2 separate regions of the Homo sapiens genome follow, and region 1 is linked to region 2. A link is a contact called in ENCODE Hi-C or POLR2A ChIA-PET data. All regions are on one chromosome and are shown on one strand. The core of a region is the stretch at or near the end of the contact, and the rest is flanking DNA. Distances in the headings are between cores, read along the strand shown.

The links. Hi-C counts contacts between places; a loop is a spot of excess contacts on that map. ChIA-PET counts read pairs that join two places held with the same protein, here RNA polymerase II (POLR2A). Pooled maps may share reads with other maps.
Region 1: a map with no recorded cell type shows a loop between it and region 2 (2.9-fold over the local background). The contact joins two enhancer-like sites. A Hi-C loop is called at or near these places in 11 of 37 single-sample maps with no recorded cell type and 5 of 50 pooled maps. POLR2A ChIA-PET finds 5 or more read pairs at or near these places in 3 of 52 experiments (H1, OCI-LY7 and T-cell).

What each region holds. Positions count from the first base shown.
Region 1 is chr1:113,190,140-113,192,839 of GRCh38, reverse strand. No RefSeq gene overlaps it. Among named protein-coding and RNA genes, the nearest start is that of LRIG2, 120 kb to the right of the region's middle. RefSeq lists an enhancer at 516-625. Within about 2 kb of position 1,433, at least 3 of the 41 ENCODE cell types and tissues checked have a DNase peak (open chromatin) inside an H3K27ac peak, as active enhancers do.
Region 2 is chr1:113,139,749-113,142,448 of GRCh38, reverse strand. No RefSeq gene overlaps it. Among named protein-coding and RNA genes, the nearest start is that of LRIG2, 68 kb to the right of the region's middle. RefSeq lists an enhancer at 1,474-1,643 and a cis regulatory region at 1,023-1,923. Within about 2 kb of position 1,333, at least 10 of the 41 ENCODE cell types and tissues checked have a DNase peak (open chromatin) inside an H3K27ac peak, as active enhancers do.

The DNA.
Region 1 (2,700 bases), core at 184-2,683, 50 kb before region 2:
TCCTGGCTAACATAGTGAAACCCCATATCTATTAAAAATACAAAAATTAGCCAGGCGTGGTGGTGGGCCCCTGTAATCCCAGCTACTCAGGAGGCTGAGGCAGGAGAAAGGCGTGAACCCAGGAGGCGGAGCTTGTGGTGAGCCGAGATTGCACCACTGCACTCTAGTCTGGGTGACAGAGTGAGACTCCATCTCAAAAAAAAAAAAGAGGACTGGATGAGACGGCAAAGTTGTTAGAGAAATTCAGGCAAGAGAGGGTGGTGGCCACAGGTAGTGTGGCATGGGGAGAAAGAAGTAGACAGCTCCAAAGGGGAACATTGTGTACCTGATGGAGTTAGGTAGGCAAGATAAGAGTCACATCAGGGCAGACGCCAGGCTGGTGCATAGTTCCTCTTTCTTCCTGAAGCTAGCTAACCTCATGGGAGACAGGGTTCCTGGTTTACAATGGAGGGTGTTACAGGACTGCCTGCATCCTTGGCTACTGGTCACCATGCCCTGCTTATTTTCTGCTCACTCTGTCCTCTGACTTTTCACTGGGTTTGGCCAATGGGGAGCTCACAAATACTGCAGAGCAGAGGAACAGGGTCCCCCATAAGGACCTTGCCTCCCCATGAGGAGGCCCAAGGCTGGCTGTGCCCCTCAGTCTCTCTCAAGGTAACCTTGTCATCTCTACCTTCCTCTACATGACTTTTTTACTTCCTGGTTTCAATGTCCACTCCCTCCCCTTTCACTTGGGCCTGGGGTGGTATACAGCTCAGCTTACGGGCTGCAAAAACACCCCAACATCCCTTCTGGTTCCCACGACTTCACCCACACCTTTGTTAAATTCACCCTCCTTGAGTTACTCTAATGAGTGTGACATCTGTTTCCTGTTGGGACTCTGAGTCACACACTTCTGACACCAGGCTGAATTGTTCATAAAATAATTCCCAGTTCCTTTAAATCAGACCACACCCCCGCAAGCCCAACAGCCAATAAGGCAAGAACACACGCTCCAACCGTTTACCTGGTGTGCAATCAGGATCTTCGTACGCCTCCTTCCCCTGGTCAAGTTCTGCTCCTAGCCACCCAGATTTGAGTAGGGCTCAGATTCCCCAGCTGTGACCCTGGGGATTTTCCTAGCGCTGGGCACCGCCCACCACACTGCCCCACACAGGATGCCGCTGCCAGGTTCGGCGCCTTGGGCTAGGACAGGGTATGCAGGGACAAGGGAAGGTAGGTAGCCTCAAGGTTCCTTTTCACCAACCCTGCTGAGACCTGGGGATCCCATCATCAAGTGGCCACTGACCTCCCCTGAGAGGGCTGGAAAAACTTGCAAAATGGTTCTGACTCACTGTTCTCTAGGCTTTCTGCTGACCTGTGATCACCTGCGTGTCTGTCTGGGTGTGTATAAATGGGTCTGTGTCTGTGGTATTTTTGTCTGTTTTTCCCTCCCCAACTCCAGAATGTAAACACACTGAAGGAAGGGACTTGTCTTGTTCTCCACTGTATCCCAGTGCCCAGCCCAGTGCCTGGGACACAGTAGTTAGTGGATAAGTATTTGTTGACCAACAGACCAGTGACTGGTCTCTCATCATCTGTTTACAGTCTTCCCCCAGACAACATAGAGCTCCACCGATTAGATTTCCTAATTACATTCCTTTTCAGTCTTGCCTCCCTGAGATGAGCCTTGTCAGCATCGTGAATATTTCCAGCAACTCCTCAATCACACATTTATAGCTTTTTTATGGGATACTCCTACAACCTGATTAATGTCTTTATTGCCCTAAGCACTGACAAGTTTCCAGGGACTCGCACATGAAATTCAAAATAAAATTTTATAGCACATGAAATTCAAAATAAAATTTTATTTTTTGGTTTAACATGAAAGTTTATGCTAAAATTTTAAAAAGCAACTTTCTAGATTTTCTGCCTGCAAAATTGTGAATAAGCTCATTACAGCTGAACTTATCCTTCTTTCTCTCTGTTTGCTGGTGCCCTAGGCAACTGTTTGGTTTGTCTATCGGGCATTAGTTATTTTCATATACGAGTAATTCCATTACTAGTTTTTCACAAGCCAGAATGGAGTTCTTGGGAGCATGGAGACGACAGGGAAGAGTCAATGTCCCATTACCCCACATGTGTTGTTTTTCAACCTAGGCACTACTGGCTGGACATGGGACTAACCCGCTCATTGCAGGACATTTATCATTTCTGAGTTCCAGGCGCTAAATGCTGCTAGCATCCCCCAGTCATTGTAACAATTAACAACAAAAGGGCCTCCAAAATCTCCCTAAGGGAGCAGTTCTACCTCAGGTCAAGAAGCATCATTCCCGGCGTGGCTGAATGTAGGTTAAAAGAATGTTCTTTGAAAGGTCCTTCCTTACCCTGCATGTCTGGAATGCACACCCCTTTCTGTTCCTCCTCACTGATGGGACCCAGGTTCTATAAGACCATTCCTGGGCAATGGAGCCCACAACTTCTCTCTACTGTGAGTAAGAACAGTGTGATTAGTGCCACTCCTTAACATTTTGTCATGTGGCATGACTCTCATTATAACATCACCTTTCATGTTAATTAGCTCTCAGAACATTTCAAAATCTGCATGTGTGTCTCTCTGACTAAGTTATGAGCTCCCGGGGGCAGAAGCCATGTTTTATAACTCTTCACGTAGGAGAGAAGGTTGGTTTTAGGGGTGAAGTGACTCAGGAAGAGGTGTCT
Region 2 (2,700 bases), core at 84-2,583:
TGAATTCTGTCTGGAGCCACCTGGGGATGCTGTATATGAAACAAATGCCACAGCCCTCATTAGCAGAAAAATACACTTCAAGTTGCTTCCTGTCTTCTTTAGGCCTCAAGAAAGCTGTAACTGAGTGGGAAAATGTTGAAACCTCACAGCTAAAATGAGAGCATTCCAGGGAATTCTACAAAATCATGAAGTGCCTCCATCAGTTGAACACAAACCAATTCTCAAACCCAGGAAACCGTAACGAGAGATTGGGTGAACACTTCCTAGCTCTGACTTATTGCCAGGCATTGTTCTCATTGTTTTCTATATATTAACTCTCTAAATCCCCACAGTAATGTTATGAGTTAAATACTCTTATCATTTAAAAGATGAGAAATAGAGGCACAAAGAGGTTAAATGACCTACCCAAGCCTCAACAGCTAGGAAGTGGTAGAGCTAGGATTTGAACCTATATAGTCTCATCGCAGAGTCCTAAACTGCCTGAAATATGTACATTTAAGCAAAAAACAAAAAGTGCTGATTCATGGATTGGAATGGAGTGGGATGAGTAATAACTGGGTGGTGCTTTTTATCTCAATATGTTAGATCAGCTAAAGACAGAAGGGTTTTGATAGCTGAGGGGCCCAGTGTCTATCCCATACTTTAAGGAAGGCCTCAGAAAGGCCAGCTGCTCCCCTAGATCCACCCACAGCTCCTAGTGTCCCCTGACAGACAGCAGACTGGTGCCAGAGTAGTTTCATGTGGTTGAGAGCCAGATATGCAAACAGTTCTGCATGGGTCCCTTTATGCACTTACATACTGTATTTTTTACTAGAAAATGGTGACATATTTAGTACCTAGTGCAGCAATGTCGTAGGTCCTACAAGTATGAAGCCTAACTTCTAGAATGGACTCTACCACCTACTGTCCCTTGATTCAGTTCTTTGCAACTATAAATATTTATTCATTCAGTAAATAATTTTGAGACCTCCTCCATGCCAAGCAACATGCACTAATTTGAATTCAATAGTTGCCCTAAGGTACTCACTATTTGCTGGTGGTGACAGTCAGATAACGGGATCTTTATAAGCACTTCCGCACTGTGTCCTCAAAGTGTGCCAGGGAGTGAGGGAGGGCTCAACCTGTCCCTCTTCCCTAGGAGTCTGTGAGCAGCAAATGAGATCATACAGGGGAAAGGGCTTTGTAAATAGCAGAAGGTGAGAATGGGGTGTGTGAGGAGGTGGGGAAGAGGGGGAAGAAGGAGGAAGCAGAGGGAACGGGAGGCAGAAGGGAAGGAGGGGTGAAGGAGAAGAGAGGGAGTGGCAGGGGGAAGGAAGGGGAAGTAAAGTGGGAGGACTTCAACTAGGAGCTGGCTGCCTTTTCTGGAGACCTCGGGCAGGCAGCCGCCAAGCTGAGTGCTCCATCAGGGGCTGTGAGCCTGAGTGAGGCCTCACAGGAGTGAGGGAACCAAGCCTGAAGCTCAGGGCTCACTCTCCTAGCAGGCCAAGTCCAAACCTTGCAACCGTTGCCAGACTACTCTGGACTCCGTCCTAGTGGGGGCCTTAAACTCGTGTTATGTTGCTTGAGACTAGGTGCTTTCGCTGCTCCCCATGCACCCCAACCTCTTCAGGATCCCAGCTTGAAAAGTGACAAAGGCCAAGCTGTCCCTCTATTGTGATGCCCGATTTCTCATGAATCCCCTTATATAATGGTATCTCTGAGAAATGGTGGCTCGAGGTGACGCCAGCCACCACCATTCTCTGTACTGAATCGCCACCTAGAGGCCAGTTCTAGCCCAAACCAATGTGTAGGCCAAGTTTTCAATTTTGCCTCAAGATAGAAAACAAAACAAGAGTTATCTTTGAACAAAAAGATAAAAAGGCAAGAAAATGGCACAAGACCTTTAAAAGGACTCCATCAGTCCCTTCACCAACCCTGTGGTTTGCTGATGAGATATGCAAGGGCTGAAATGTCTCCACTTCTCAATGGGGCAGGATTTCCTCCATGGCTTGGGACCAATGTGAGAATGTCACTGTTTCTCACATATTCTAAAGTCTAGATTTGAAGAACAAATATGCCAAGAAAACCCTCCAGTTTGCCCTGCATGTCAGACCCCAGCCCATCTGCTCCTCTTCTTTCATGCCCAAATTCAGACACGTTGGCTAGCTTGGGAAGACAGCTCAGCAGAAGATAGGATGTCCTTTTTAGGAGAGTTTGCTAATTTGGCTTACATTTCTGGAATTAGATGCCCTACACTGAACATGAATACCCATTAATCCTGGACCATTTATTGGGAAGTAGTTGGATGAGTCTACAAAGGCATCGAAGGTAAGTTGATAGTTCAAAATGAGCATCAAGGCCGGGCATGGTGGCTCAACGCCTGTAATCCCAGCACTTTGGTAGGCCAAAGCGGGCAGATCACCTGAGGTCAGGAGCTCAAAACTAGCCTGGCCAACATGGCAAAACTCCGTCTGTCTACTAAAAATACAAAAATGAGCCGGATGTGGTGACAGGTGCCTGTAATCCCAGCTACTTGGGAGGGTGAGGCACGAGAATCACTTGAACCCGGGAGGCAGAAGCTACAGTGAGCCAAGATCGCACCACTGCACTCCAGCCTGGGCATCAGAGTGAGACTCTGTCTCAAAAAAAAAAAAAAAAAAGAAAAAAAAATGAGCATCGAGGTATTTTGGTCTGAAGAAAATCCAAGCTACATGGTTCCAG